3 separate regions of the Homo sapiens genome follow, and all the other regions are linked to region 3. A link is a loop called in an ENCODE intact Hi-C map of the cell type or tissue named here. Cell type or tissue: B cell. All regions are shown on one strand.

Region 1 (5,000 bases), 120 kb before region 3:
TCTCTGAGTATACATCTCTTCAGTTAAGCATTATTCCTATAAGGGAAATTTTCTGAAAGCTACTTTGCTTGATTTACAATGATGCCAAAAAGATAGAATTATTGACAATTGATTTTGAGATGATATCCAAGACAAAGATGACTTTCAGAAAATTTTTCTTTATGCTATTGCTGATAATAAGACATTTCTGGCTTAGATGGGAGTTTTAGAAAAAGAAGCCACGGTGTTAAAGCATCAGGACACAAAATGATTAAAAGCTAACAGTTGTCCCTGTTTCCTTGCATAAAATACGATGCAACATACAGGGTAAGGCAAGCCATGTTTAATAGACATGAGTTTAGAATTATTGACCATTTTTGGATGCATGGGAAAAAAAAAGCTAGAAGTAAAAACAAACAAGGAGAAAAGAGAAACAGAGGAAAATATGTTTTAATTCATTCGATGAAACCAGCCTAACCTTAATGCCAAAACCAGATGAAGGCATTACAGGAAAGGAAAACAATAGACTAGTATCTCTCAGGAAAATGGATGCAAAAATCGTCAACAAAATATTAGTAAATTGAATCCAACAATGTATAAAACAAACAATACACCATGACCAAATGGGATTTACTCCAGATATGCAGGACTAGTTCAATGTTTGAAAATCATAATGTATTCAATCACAACAACAGGCTAAAGAAGAAAAATTATATGATCATATCAATAGATGCAGAAAAAGAATTTAACAAAATCCACCATCCACTTACGGTAAAAACTCCAAGCAAACTAGGAATAGAGGGAAACTTTCTCAAACTGATAAAGGACATGTACAAAAAATCTACAGCTAACTTCATACTTAATGAAGAGAAACTAGATGCTTTCCTTTTAATTTAGGAAGGCAAGGATATCTGCTCTCACCAGTCTTATTTTAGATCATGCTGGAAGTCCTAACTAGTGCAATAAGACAAGAAAAAGAAATTAAAAGCATACAGATTGGGAAGAAAGAAATAAAGCTGTCTTCGTATATAGATGGTATGATTGTCTGTGTAGAAAATCCGAAAGAATCAGCAACAACAAAAATCCCCTTCTGGAATTAGTAAGCTATTATGTAAACGTTGGCAGATACAAGATTAATATTTAAAAGTTAATTGCTTTCTTACATATCAACAATGAACAACTGGAATTTGAAATTAAGAAATAATGCCATTTACATTCACACCAAAAAATGGGTATAAATCTAACAAAATATGTATAAGATTTATATGATAAAAGCTATAAACCTCTGATGAAAGAAACCAAAGAATATATGAATAAATGGAGAGATACACCATGGACATGGATAAGATTTAATATTGTCAAATATCCCTTCTTCCCAACTGGATCTATAGATTAAATGAAATTACAATCCAAATACCAGTAAAGGTTTAAAAATTTTTTTTAATTTTGACAAACTAGTTCTAAAGTTTGTATGGAAAGGCAAAAGACCCAGAATAGCCAACCCAGTATTGGGTTTCATTAAGTAAGAAAGAAAAGAATACAATCAGAGGCCTTACACTATCCAACTCCAGGAAGTACTATAAAGCTACAATAATCAAGACAGCATGGTATTGGTGAAAGAATAGACAGATAAGTGGAGCAGAGTACAGAGCCTAGAAATAGATCCAAACAAATAAGGTCAACTGATATTTGATGAATGAGAAAAGTCAATTTAGTGGAAAAAAGATAGTCTTTTCCACAAACGGTGTGTGGGAGTGGGGAAGGTGAATATAGGAGCTCTGTATTTTCTGCCCAGTTTTTCTGTAAGCCTAAAATTGCTAAAAGAAATGAAGTCTATTAATTTTTTAAAAATCGATTCCAAAGAAAGGGTAAAGGGAGAGATATAATCATATAACCATATAAACTTTGGGGTAAGACAGAAGCTTTGACATTAAACACATGAACACACTAGAAGAGGCTTAAATACATGAAAAAAAATACTAGGAACATCTATATTTTGTAGTAGATTGGGTCAAACCCCAAAATGGCAGGAAAAGAAGCAGCCAGAAAGGAAAATAACATACCCACTCAAAATAAATGAAAAATAACAACCACTACAAGGCAATCAAATGAGTATTCTAAAGGGCCATGATATAAGCAAAAACACAAATAAGCCTTAAAAAAATCACCCTCACTGAGACTGTGTACAAGCTGGGTCAACAGCCCACTATACAGGTGTCCTATGAAAACCAATTACAGCAGCCCTTTCCAGCTCAGGGGATGCTTCCTGAGCCTTTGCCTCAATCTCAGTAGAATATTTGAAAACCTAGAGGACTCTGGAGCCAGACAGAGCATGTTCCAAGTCTGGATTCCCATGTACTAATGGATGCTCTTGGGCAGAAAATAACCTCTCAAAGACCGTAAACCAGGGCAGTCAAGCAGAGACTTGGCGTCCAGGCCCTCTGGTCACACTGCATGGGTCAAATTCTAGTTCTGTCTCTCCATGGAGGTGAGACCATGAGAATCCAATGAGAAAATAAACATGCATTTTGGCCGTTCATCTGATCTGGTTTCTACTCCATTGCTTACCACATAGATTCTTTCTATGGTTGGCCCCCTTGCATTGCCAGTTCATTTGGACAAGACAGATGATATTATTTTCGTTTCACACCCAGGATGCTGCCTCTTGTCTCTCTTTCATCCTTTCATACAATGCTGCTTCTGTCTCCTGCCCAGGTCTCCGGGTCTCCGAATTCCAGCCAAGAATCAGTGTGCTGATGCTGCTTGCTTTGAAAAGGAGAGTAGCTCCTGTGAACTGAACCTAACACACCAGAATCAAGGCAGCATCATTGTATCTGCAAGATTAGGGTAACAATTATTTACAACTCAGTAGGAAAAGATAAAGAAAACATTCTCTATGTAGTGGCAATGTGGAAGTTCAAACAAAATGAAAATGAAACTAACTTATTTACACAAATAAGAGCCCTAGGCGGTTACTGACAGGCAGCTATGCAGGTCGTGACATAGGCAATGCGTATTGAACAGGCTCCTGAATCTAAGGAAAGTGGGGGGAATACGGCCTCTCTGCCTCTGGCTGCGGGACTACACAGCTGGCAGCCGACAGTAGGAGCAATTTTGCATCTGCTTTTTTACAGCCCAGTGACTGGGCAGGATTTTATGGCCAATAGCAGTAAAAATCTGGCAACTATATATTTGGAGCCCAGAAATTGAATCACCAAAACAATCCAGGGAAAAAAAAATAGAAAAGTGGTAGAAATGAAATTCACCCAATCATTAGAAAATAAGACAAGAGTATTTTTAAAATATAGAAGTTTGGGACAAGGGCAAAGTTTGGCTCTAAAACAGAAAGGGAATTTTTTAAAATGCAAAAAGGCTTGGGGAAAGGAGCACCATGGAGCATTTCCAAAGCTTTAGGGAATGAATGAGACGTATTTCAGAAAAACCCAAAATTGCACAATTGCTTTTGGGAATTAATACAAGATTAAATTAGAGATGTAAAAATAAAGGAACAATGAAAACAGAGTGACTAATTTCTCTGTATGTGAAATAAATATTTGCTTTCTTAAGGGAAGAAAAGAAAAAAGAATGAAAAAAATCACAAGTATTCAAGGAGAAGACTTTTTATTAAAAAAAAAAAACTTACAGCACTAAAAACTATCCCAATATTTATTAACATCCAGCTAATTAAAATCATGACACTAGAGGTCAGCCTCCTAATTCTGAACAAATTATATTTACTATACTATCATATCAGTGAAGTTTATAAGCAGCAGGTCCATGAAGTCATTGCCATTATTATTTTAATTATTGGTAATAACGGTAGTAGATGTTGCTTTTTAGTGAAGAACTAGGTTAGCAGAGTAAAAGGTCTGACCTAGATTCTCTGAACTATTGTCAAGAGTATTTGCTCATGTCAGAAGAATTTTTAACATCTAAATAATTTATTTAGAAGAGAAATTTCTTGTTGAATAATCACATTTTAACAGCCTACTCTCAAAGTTCAAGAATTTTCTCTCTGCCTAGCATTTCTGAGTACAGACTCTGATACCAGGATTCCTGGGCTCAAATCCTACCTGTTTCTGATTTGTTGCCCAACCTTAGGCAAATCACCCATTCGCTGCACCTGTTTCTTCATCCATAACCTCAGGGTGTTAATAGCATGTACTCTATAAGGTTGCTGTGAAGATGAAGAGAGTTAACATAGGGGAGGATCCTTGGAAGCCAGGGGAGGATCCTTGGAAGCCAGAAGTTTGAGACCAGTCTAGACAACAAAGTGAGACCCCTCATTTCTACAAAAAACTTTAAAAAAAATTAGCCAGATGCAATGGCACATGCCTATAATCCCAGCTGCTCAGGAGGCTGAAGCAGGAGGATCACTTGAGCCCATGAGCCCAGGAGTTCGAGGCTGCAGTGAGCTATGATCGCACCACCCGCACTCTAGCCTGGAGATAGGCCTTGCCTTTGAAAAAAAAGAGCAAGACCCTGTCTTTGAAAAAAAAAAAAACAACTCAAAATATGTAAATCCTTTAGAGAAGTGAACAAAGTAACTGAAGGGTCAAAAAAAGAAGAGCAGTAGATCATGGATTTAACTGCTTAAGAAATACCTCTCCAACCCACCCCTTTCACCCTGAGCCCATGCGTGGTGCCCAAGAAGTCCAGATATTCTCCCATGCCCTAGCAGGGTCTGCAGTAGATCTTCCAGGAAGTGCTCCAGAGGAAGCCAAGGAGGCTCTGAAGCAAGGCTGAGAGGTGAATCCTCTCCAGCCAGCCTGACCCTAAATAGAGGTGGGCCTGGGAGGAAACTGCAGCAGTGTTGAGAGGTGACAGCATGCTGGCAGCCCTCATAGCCCTCGCTTGCTCTCGGTGCCTCCTCGGCCTTGGCGCCCGCTCTGGCTGCACTTGAGGAGCCCTTCAGCCTGCCGCTGCGCTGTGGGAGCCCCTTTCTGGGCTGGCCAAGGCCAGAGCCAGTTCCCTCAGCTTGCCGTGAGGTGTGGAGGGAGAGGCGCGGGTGGCAACCGGGG
Region 2 (5,000 bases), 290 kb before region 3:
CCCAGACCTCCATATGTTACTCTATGCACAGATAAACACAACACCAAAAAACAAAACTACACCAAAGCCAAACAAATAGGTGCCTTAACATCAGAAATTCCTTTCCAAAGATAGGCTGAAGGCACAAGGGAAAGAATGCAGGGGAAGAATGTGAGTATGGCAGCCAACAGCCCAAGGTAGTGATCTACTTATTGGACGTAACCTTGGCAAGGTCTTGCAGTTTCTGAGTTTTAGTTTCCCTAGAGGTAAAGCAGGAAGAATAAAACTTACCTCATAAGGCTGGGGTGGTGTGAAACGGGGAGTGGTTAAAATCATCATTTATAAACTACCTGGCATACAAACATAAAGTGTAACTCTTACGATTATATTTAAAATAGAGCCAATTTAAGAACATGGTACATTAAGTAAAACATCTTCCAAGTAGTCACATACATAAACATCAGTCTGGTGCTGAAAGATGTAGCCCTTGTTACGCTCTTAGAATGGCCTGTCACAGTCTTCCTGCACATTTTTCAGGATTTATGATGGGGGGGTTATACCTGGGCATAAATTAATGTAATTTTCAAAACCCTGGCAGGGTTTGGGTATTCCTACACTTGTAGTATGATTCTGAAAAATAAAGTCTACCGTGGCTCATAAATACTCTTTAGTACTTAGTAGATCGGTTTCTTTTCTAGAGAAGTCTTAGTCCTACCTTTCAACAAAATGAGTTGGGAAATCCCTTCTAAAAGCCTGGCTGTTTTGAATTGCTCATAAATCTAGAAATATTCACGGTCTTTTCAAAGACGAAGTGAGTCACTCACTTTTGAATCACTGAATTTGAGGGTTGATGCAGATTACAGGGCTTGAAAGCAAAGGCCAGCACTAGCTCTGTTGGACAAAACCAGAGTTCATCTTTGCATTAAAACAAACGTCAAGTTTTCTGGTTTTCAGGGAACTAATGGAGAAAACACATTCGTGAATTCCAAATATATCCAAGCCTACTTAACATCAACTTACTTGTTGGAAAATGCTTCTTAATAAAACAATTTTTCCCCAACAGCAGAAAACATCAATTGAGTGAGTCTATCCTTACTAAAAATAAAGTCATTATCATGGTGCAAAAGGGAGCAGAAGCTCATCAGAAGACAGAGCTTTTGTCTAAGGAGTGGCCTGACATGGAGTGGGGCCTCAGATCACAGTGTCCTTTGCAGAGGAAGTGATGATGCCAGGACTGCTCATCAGTGGCAGGCTCATCAGTGATGAACAGCCTCTGACTGAGACATTAAGAAGATTACTGTGTTGGATGGAGGGAGGCACAGGATGATCTTCCAACCTTACTTCCAATTCTCAGATTCAGGGACTCCCTGAAGATCCCTTACAGCAACAAGCACAGCAAACTGCTCATCTTTTAAAAATCACCTTATTTATCATGTAGATTTCAATCCTACAAACAAGTGTGTATTAGTCTGTTCTCATGGTGCTGATAAAGACATACCTGAGACTGGATAATTTATAAAGAAAAAGAGGTTTAATAGACTCACAGTTCCACGTGGCTGGGGAGGCCTCACAATCAGGGCGGAAGGTGAAAGGCACATCTTACATGGTGGCAGATGAGAGCATGAGAGCCAAGCGAAAGGGGTTTCCCCTTATCAAACCATCAGATCTCACGAGACTTATTCACTACCACGAGAACAGTATGGGGGAAACTGCCCCCAGGATTCAATTATCTCTCACCAGCTCCATCCCACCCAATCTCAAGATGAGATTTGGATGGGGACACAGCCAAACCATATCAAAGTATGAATAATAAATATCAAGAAGAAGGATATTAATGATATCAAGAAGACATTTTAACATGGGTATGACTCTTTATAAAGAGTCGGTGCTATAGCACAGAATTTTACAAATAAAATGGCTTTCAAAAATACATACATACGTACATATATATGTGTGTGTGTGTGTGTGTGTGTGTGTGTGTGTGTGTGTGTGTATTCAACAATGCCTCAAAGAAAGGTAGAAATGGGAAGGGAAAGCTGTTTGATTAATGCAAACTGGGTTTTTCTCTCAAGAATGACTTTGTGCCTGCCAAATGACAAAGGTTTCACAGATTTTTCTCTACTGTGACTAGCAGGCAAATGTGTTGGTTTATGCCCAGTGCAGTGGTAGGACCTGGGGTTACGTGGATGTGAGATTGTCTGATCTCAGGACACAAAGACTGAAGTTAGTTGAGCATAGGAGAAGTGAAAGATACTTGCTTTCACAGCTGAGGTTTTACTAGAGAAGCCATAGAGCAGGCAGTAAGAACAAGACTCTGGTTGCCCTCGAGGCCATGACCGTTTCAGAATCAAGCAAAGCCATTACAAACCTAAAGAAAAAAAAAATGCCTTGTGGAGGTCGTAAAAAGATAAATCAAAGGAAGGTACATGTAACAGAGAATAATTGAAGAGATCACTCAGCAATGGAGGAAATATATTTCATGATAGTACAAAGAGGCATTGAAGCAAAAACAACTTGTAAGGAGAATAAAAACAATAACACGGGGTTATAAATGAGAAATTAATATTATAATGAAATTGTGCTGATGAAAGCTGGAAAGAGAGAATGAAGTTATACTAGCTAATAGAGATATGAAGCAGTGGAAAATGAATGTTTAGGTAGGGAAGCCTTGATATTTTTCTGAGGTACAGGAAAATAGAATGCAACTGGCATTTATTATGTCTATCATGAGTTGTTCATTAGGCAACTCACTAGGTAGTGCTCTCATTCAATCTTCAGGTGGATGTTGTTTTCGCATCTTGTAGACGAGGAAACAACCCTCAAGGGGTCAAAAAATTTCCCCAGGAAGGGACAACTAGCCAATGGTAGGGGCAGCACAGATTTGGAAGAGCCGGTTTCCACAGCCCATAGTTGACGTCCTTATTTTGCAGATCTACCCCCGACTACTGGTTTTTTCTGTCTGTATAACATCAGCAATTTAATAAAGGGGCAGATTTTGAAAAATGTCTTTCAAATAAATAAACGAGAGAAATAAGGTTTGGGAGCTCATCGTAGGTTTTCTAAACTATGTTATTTCATTTTTTAGTTATCACTAAATTTATTTAGTTATCACTAAATATATTTAGTTATCACTAAATATTGATTATAAAATAATCAATATTGTCATGGAAAAAAGCAGGGAAGAATTTAAAGTCTAATTAATTCTTTCTTTCCCCAATATGTATATGTATTTGTATATATATATACATACACACACATATACATATACATACACACACATATATTCTAAAGTTATATAAATAATGTCACATAAGGCTGTGCATACATGTAAGAGATAATTGTCTAACGAAGCATGCTTTCTCAATTTAAAAGCCTCAGACATACATTCCATGCATAGTCCCCAAAATATTCAAAGTCAAGTTAACAAAAGTTTGTTTCCTCACCTGGAGTGTTTTTATCCCATCTTTCCACCTATCCAAATTTTAGCCATTCCTATCCCCATTTTCTTTCTTAAGTCCATTTTTCAACACTCTAAGCCACATTAATTTGCCTCTTCTCTGAATTCACACACACACACACACACACACACACACACACACACACACACACACACAATTTCAGCAAGGAAAGAATGGGTCAATGCCGGACCTGGATGCTAATGACATTTGATTGCTGTATGTTTCATTTCACTTTGGCATGGAGCCAGCTTGTCTAACAACCAGGTGTTTTCTCTCTCTCTCTCTCTCTTTTTAAAACATTCTTTATATTAAACGTAATAAGTAAATGACTTTTCCAAAAAGAAAAAGGAATTTAAGAAAACACCCGACTTTCCTCTACAGTACCTCTGATCACAAAATTGGACACCACACTGAAAATGCAACACTTGATTCATTTCTGTGGGGAGTCTTTCAAAAGCTTTAAACACGGTGACCCCATGCCCAAAAGGGCATTTGAAAGACAATTTCAAAAGTAAGCCCTGCTGTTACTCCACTCCAGAGACCATTTTGAGCTTCTTTTCCACCACTAATGTCACAAAAATGACCAACACGCCAGGAAAGAGGGCTTGCATTTCGAGTCAAATCCCTTTAACAGAAGTCATTCTTAAACATGCCACACCAAACAGATGGAGTCATCGAAGTACTGTATGTACCACCTGTGCTTTCATCCAAATGCCACCTGCAGTACAGACCAAATGAACTTTTAAAGGTTCCAAGCCAACATAATGTTCACAGTCATGACCACTTCTAGGCCTAAAAATCGCAGAGTACAAAGTCGCATTTTGAGTTAGCTTACCTAGATTTTAAATCTTTTATGAATAAAACAACTATATAAATAATGCACACCACATTTTAAAAATTTTTATTAGCACTTGTGGAGAAAATAGACATCAGCCTTTCTGAATACTGAGCATTGTGTACTGAGGGCAAAACAAGGGAAACCAGAAAACCATCTCAATGCCCTGTAAACTGGACACTAGACCAAACTATTTTGTCAAGTTACAATTCCTCCCTTTACTATAACTATTAATCATGACATTTTCTGAAACAACCAAGGATAACTATTAATTATTGCCTCAACACATAACATTCCGGTGAGGGTTAATATTGAGCGTCAACTTGATTGGATTGAAAGATGCAAAGTGTTGGAAGTTCCAAGATGGATGAATAGGAACGGTTCCAGTCTACAGCTCCCAGAGTGAGCAATACAGAGACGGGTGATTTCTGCATTTCCAACTGAGGTACCAGATTCATCTCACTGGGGCTTGTCGGACAGTGGATGCAGCCCATGGAGCATGAGCCGAAGCAGGGCGGGGCATCGCCTCACCCGGGAAGTGCAAGGGGTCAGGGAATTCCCTTTCCTAGCCAAGGGAAGCTGTGACGCATGGCACCTGGAAAATCAGGTCACTCCCACCCTAATACTGCGATTTTCCAATGGTCTTAGCAAATGGCACACCAGGAGATTACATCCCACGCCTGGCTCGGAGGGTCCCACGCCCATGGAGCCTCACTCGCTGCTAGCAC
Region 3 (5,000 bases):
CCATAAACTTTTTAGAAAAAAATGTAGGAGACAAGCTCCTAGACATTGGTTTTGGAAATGATTTTTTTTTTTTTTTTTTGAGATGGAGTCTTGCACTGTTGCCCAGGCTGGAGTGCAGTGGTGGGATCTTGGCTCACTGCAAGCTCCACCTCCCGGGTTCACGCCATTCTTCTGCTTCAGCCTCCCGAGTAGCTGGGACTACAGGCGCCCGCCACCACGCCCAGCTAATTTTTTGTACTTTTTTAGTAGAGATGGGGTTTCACCGTGTTAGCCAGGATGGTCTTGATCTCCTGACCTCGTGATCCGCCCGCCTCGGCCTCCCATGATTTGTTAAATATTACACCAAAAGCTCAGGCTACTAAAGCAAAAATAAATAAATAAATGGGACTACATCAAACTAAAAGGCTCCTGCACAACAAAGGAAAAAACCAGCAAAATGAAAAGGCAACCTACAGACTGGGAAAAAATATTTGCCAACCACATATCTAATAAGGGGTTAATGCCCAAAATGTATAAGGAACTCTTACAACTCAATAGGAGAAAAACAAATAATCCAATTAAAAATGGGCAAAGGACTTGAACAGAATTTTCTCCAAAGAAGACATAAAAATGGCCAACATGTATATGAAAAAGTGCTCAACATCACAATCAGGGAAATGCAAATTAAAACCACTATGAGATAATGCCTCACACCTGTTAGGGTGGCTGTTATCAAATAGATGAGAGACAACAAATGTTGATGGGAGTGTGGAGAAAAGAAAACCGTCGTACATTGCTGGTGGGAATGAAGATTGGAACATTATAAAAAAAACAGCATGGAAGTTCCTAAAAACATTAAAAATAAAACTATGACATGATCCAGCAGTTCCTCTTCTGGGGATATACCAAAAAAGAGATGAAATCACCGCCTTGTAAAGATATCTACACTCCCATGTTAATTGCAGCATTATTCATCATAATTAAGAGATGGAAACAACTTAAGTGTCCACTGGAGGATAAATGGATAAAGAAAATGTGGCATATGTATATCAGTGGAAAGTAACCACTATACTATCTATACATGTCTCATAACATCATGTTGTAAACCTCAAATATACCAAATACAATTTATTTTTACTAAAAGGATAAGCAAATCATAGAGAAGTGGTTGAACTCCTCCCCCAAAAAGCACACATACAGGTGCTCCAAGGCAGACCAAAGCACACAGCCTGGGCTGAGAAGGGGACTAGGTCCCTAAGGGAAGACGTTGGGACAAGAGCCACTTACTCTAATCCTGTGGTGTCAAAGCAGGACCTGAATATGCCAGGCTGGCCAGTGGGGTCCACAGAAACTGAAGAGCACATGTCCAGTCCAGCCTCACAGCTGCCCTGCAAAAATTTGGGGTGGCTCTTGCCAGATTTACCTATTTTTCAATAGAAATGGAAACACCGGACTCTTCATTCTAAAATGTTGATACTTAATGTTTACAAAACGTTAACACTACAAGTGAAACAAAACATGTGCATGGGCCAAATTGACCCCAGGTAGACAATCTATGACTCAGGATTAGGTCCACATGGCACAGTCACCTACAGAGAATTGTCTGTGTCAAATCGGAGTCCGGCAGCCACCACTCAGGACGCTTTTCTATGCATGTACAGATATTCTTTACTTGTGAGTTGGGAGGGCTGATGCCCTGGATCTCAACAAACATTAACCAAAACAGATGAAGGTGACATGGTGATGGATTACTGCTGGGACTGTCTTCATCATGAGGTGACGTCCTCATTCTTCCCTAAGGCAGGCAGAGCTCAAACAAAGTCGCTGCCTCATTTCCACAGAACTCCTTGCTGCTTGGAGGGCCGCTGCCTCCTTCACACTGTCCCCAGGAGCAGCGCTGTGGAGCTGCCCCGTGTCACTTGAAGGGCGTCAGCACCACTGTGTGGTCAGGCTTCATAGCTCCGCACAGGCTGCTGGAATAAACCAGAACCCAGAAAATGTGATTTTCTTAAGTTGCATTGATGACAACTGAATTGAATTGAATTAAAAATACAATTAGCTTGATATGTATACAAATTCAGTGGGAAATGCTTTTGTAGATTCAAAGAATCTTTTGGGGAAGTAGGTAACCCATGCCCAGCCTGAATTTCTAAATTCTTGTATACATTCAGAATGATGAGTACCAGGTTTTCTGAATCACAAAGCTGAACGTGTGAGCAAGAGGTCCAAGGGCACACATTTAGACTTTGCTTCAGGAGTGGGAATTCCCCTCACCAATAACCACATGAATCTCAGGGCAGAGTTGGGGGAAGAAAGTTAAGAACCATATACACATAAAAAGAATGAGCTTATTAAGGAAAAAAATAACTTTACTTTAAAAATTATTATTTTAAATTATTAATTATTTAAAATCATTTGATTAAAATTATTAAATATTACATATGTTTAAAATATAAATTATGATCTATCTTAATTTCTGTTTAAATTAATTAAAATATTAAATGATTATATGTATCAATCTTCATAATTATTAAAATATTGTTTGTTTAAAATGAATAACAACAGAAAACAAACTTCATAAATATCAAAAACAACAGATTTCTTCTATAACAATATAGATCATTGTATAGATGTGTTCAAGAAGAGAGGGAACAAAAGAACTGGGGGTGAAATGGGAAAGAAAGACAAGGAGTTTTGGGGGACAAATATAAAACTGTCTATGGTTAAAGACTCCACTCCTCCAAGCTGTTGAAGCTGCCAACCAGATGGAATTCTTAGCGAGCCATTAAGCCTCTTTTAGTCCCAGCTTCCTTTCCTGCAAAAACGGGAATTACATAGCTGACCCTATCTGTCTACCAAATATGCTGTCAAAAGGCTTAATAGGATTTTTGTGAAAGCATTGGAAAATTATAAAGTATATAAGACATTATGGCATTTACAATAATATAGCTTTAGTAATATACATGGAAAAAAACATAGAAGAGGACAAAAGTAGATTGAGGGGGCCAAAGAGTGGCATGGGTGGCTCTTCTGGTTCTGCCTGCTGTGATGTGGCCATCAGAACAAATTTTCTCCAGCTATCTCTTGCCTGTAAAATTCAAGTTGTCTCAGTAGTCTTTTGAATGGTCCTGATCAGCTTTATTTCAGACTTTATACTTTACATTTTACTTTTATTTTTCTGAATCTCACCCTGTTGCCCAGGGTCTCACTCTGTTGCCCAGGCTGGAGTACAGTGGTGCGATCACAGCTCACTGCAGCCTCCACTTGCTGGGCTTAAGTAATCCTCCCACCTCAGCCTGCCGAGTAGCTGGGACTACAGGCACACGCCACCATGCTTGGCTAATTTATTAATTTTTTTGTAGAGATGAGGTCTCACTATGTTTTCCAGGCTGTTTTCAAAATGAAGCTCAAATTATGCACCCGCCTCAGCCCTCCAAAGTGCTGGGATTACAGGTGTGCGCCACTGTACCTGGTCCAAAGTTGACATTTTAAATAATGCCTGTCCTGACATGGAGTGTTGAAAAGTGTTACGTGTATGAAGAAATTTAGACATTTACATTGATGTGAACTTTGAATTTCTGTGACATTGAAGATTCCTTATCCATTACTTTTTATCAGAGATTGTTTTCCTCCCACTGTAAGTGCCTAAGAGTTAGATTCAGGATCAGCCTTTGCTTAGTTACTCTATATTATTGCTTGTATAGCTTAAATGTATGTATGGCAGTTCTAAGGAAGAACAGTGTGTAGGTAAAAGCAGCCTGAAACCATGAAATTCAGGATAGACACAGCCTCCTTGACCCACAGTTACTCTGGTACAATGACACTGTCAAACACTACTTTCATCTTATCACTTCTTATGGTTCTCCAGTGACTTAAAGGAATCCAAACTCTTTGTGGCAAACCAACCTCTTAACTGTCTTGCTCCAACCCACTTTTCCATCTAGTTCTGCAATCAGCCTAGGATAATACAGCATAACACTATATAGCAGCCCAGAAAGCAAATGGTTTAGACTGTATGTGGAGAATGGGCACTACAGGGGGGTCTTTAGAGAAATATAAACAATAATAAAATGATAGACCATCTGATATTCTTCAGCATTTACAAAAATCCATTGATAGCTAAATAATCCAAAGCAGAAAAAAAATTAAGTCTCAGTATATAGAAAGGAAAACCATGATAATTTCAGGAAAACAAAACATTTTGCAAGAATGAAAACATGATAATAGTGTATTACTTAGGTTTTGCAATCAATGTTATTTACAGGAACCTACTAACGTCAATTACCTGTACCTTTATTGCTTTGGCTAAAAGTGGGATATAACTACCATGGGATTGGAAAGAAAGGAAGAAGGGTAGGGAATAGAGAAGTACTAAATTTCCATCTAGCATAACAGAAAATCAATAGATAATGTTCCAGTTAACAAAAATAGTTCTGTAAGTATACTATTTAGAAATCTAGAAATAAATGTCATCTCGTTCATTATACCGATTATAAAGGTCTATTTTCATATTCTAGATACTCAATTTGAAAATGTCTTGCTTTTCCAGGAAGCTTTACACAGCCAATTGCCAATTTCTCAAGGCACCCTATACACCTAGGTTAAGGTTCTTTGTTTCAGAAAATGGATCTGAGTGCCTATTTTGAGTCTTTTCTTGATAATTTTGAATTCTTTGGACCAACTTCTTATAAAATATAAACGGTTTTTTTTCTACCATATCATTATAGAGTTGACAAATCACTCTGGGACCACTTGTCCATGGTGTCACTTTCTGGTTGGTTGTTCATTGGGCTTGCATGATGAGTGTTGACTTGTCTATTCCATGAGGATCCTTTCAGTGAAATTCGGCAATATGATCTTGAAAACCACTTCCGTGGTCACATAGAAACAACAATGCCTTGGAAACTCACCAGAGAACAAATGAATGAGGGACACTGTCACCCCCTGCCCTGCGATGTTGTGGAACTCTTTCCTTGGGGTTGGCAGTGACATGAGGCAACTGACCTAATGATAGTGTCAGT

The links. A loop is a pair of places that touch in the nucleus more often than their neighbours do. Peaks named below come from ENCODE experiments on the same cell type or tissue, not always from the same donor. Only the 100,000 strongest peaks of a DNase experiment are listed, where the experiment ranks them.
Region 1: it touches region 3 in a loop (12-fold over the local background); 13 of 110 quality-filtered maps call a loop at or near these places.
Region 2: it touches region 3 in a loop (3-fold over the local background); 3 of 110 quality-filtered maps call a loop at or near these places.

Annotation. Positions count from the first base shown.
Region 1 is chr6:148,698,938-148,703,937 of GRCh38, reverse strand. No RefSeq gene overlaps it. Among named protein-coding and RNA genes, the nearest start is that of UST, 46 kb to the left of the region's middle. In B cell, no CTCF peak of the experiment used is centred here; a DNase peak (open chromatin) is centred at 2,947; H3K4me3 peaks cover 1,106 bases; H3K27ac peaks cover 688 bases.
Region 2 is chr6:148,864,258-148,869,257 of GRCh38, reverse strand. The region is part of intron 1 of UST (uronyl 2-sulfotransferase); the gene reads right to left. Among named protein-coding and RNA genes, the nearest start is that of UST-AS1, 98 kb to the left of the region's middle. RefSeq lists silencers at 31-325, 2,079-2,128 and an enhancer at 4,902-5,000. In B cell, no CTCF peak of the experiment used is centred here; DNase peaks (open chromatin) are centred at 2,207 and 2,817; H3K4me3 peaks cover 1,014 bases; H3K27ac peaks cover 1,084 bases.
Region 3 is chr6:148,575,261-148,580,260 of GRCh38, reverse strand. No RefSeq gene overlaps it. Among named protein-coding and RNA genes, the nearest start is that of UST, 170 kb to the left of the region's middle. In B cell, CTCF peaks have their summits at 1,728 and 1,930; a DNase peak (open chromatin) is centred at 1,890.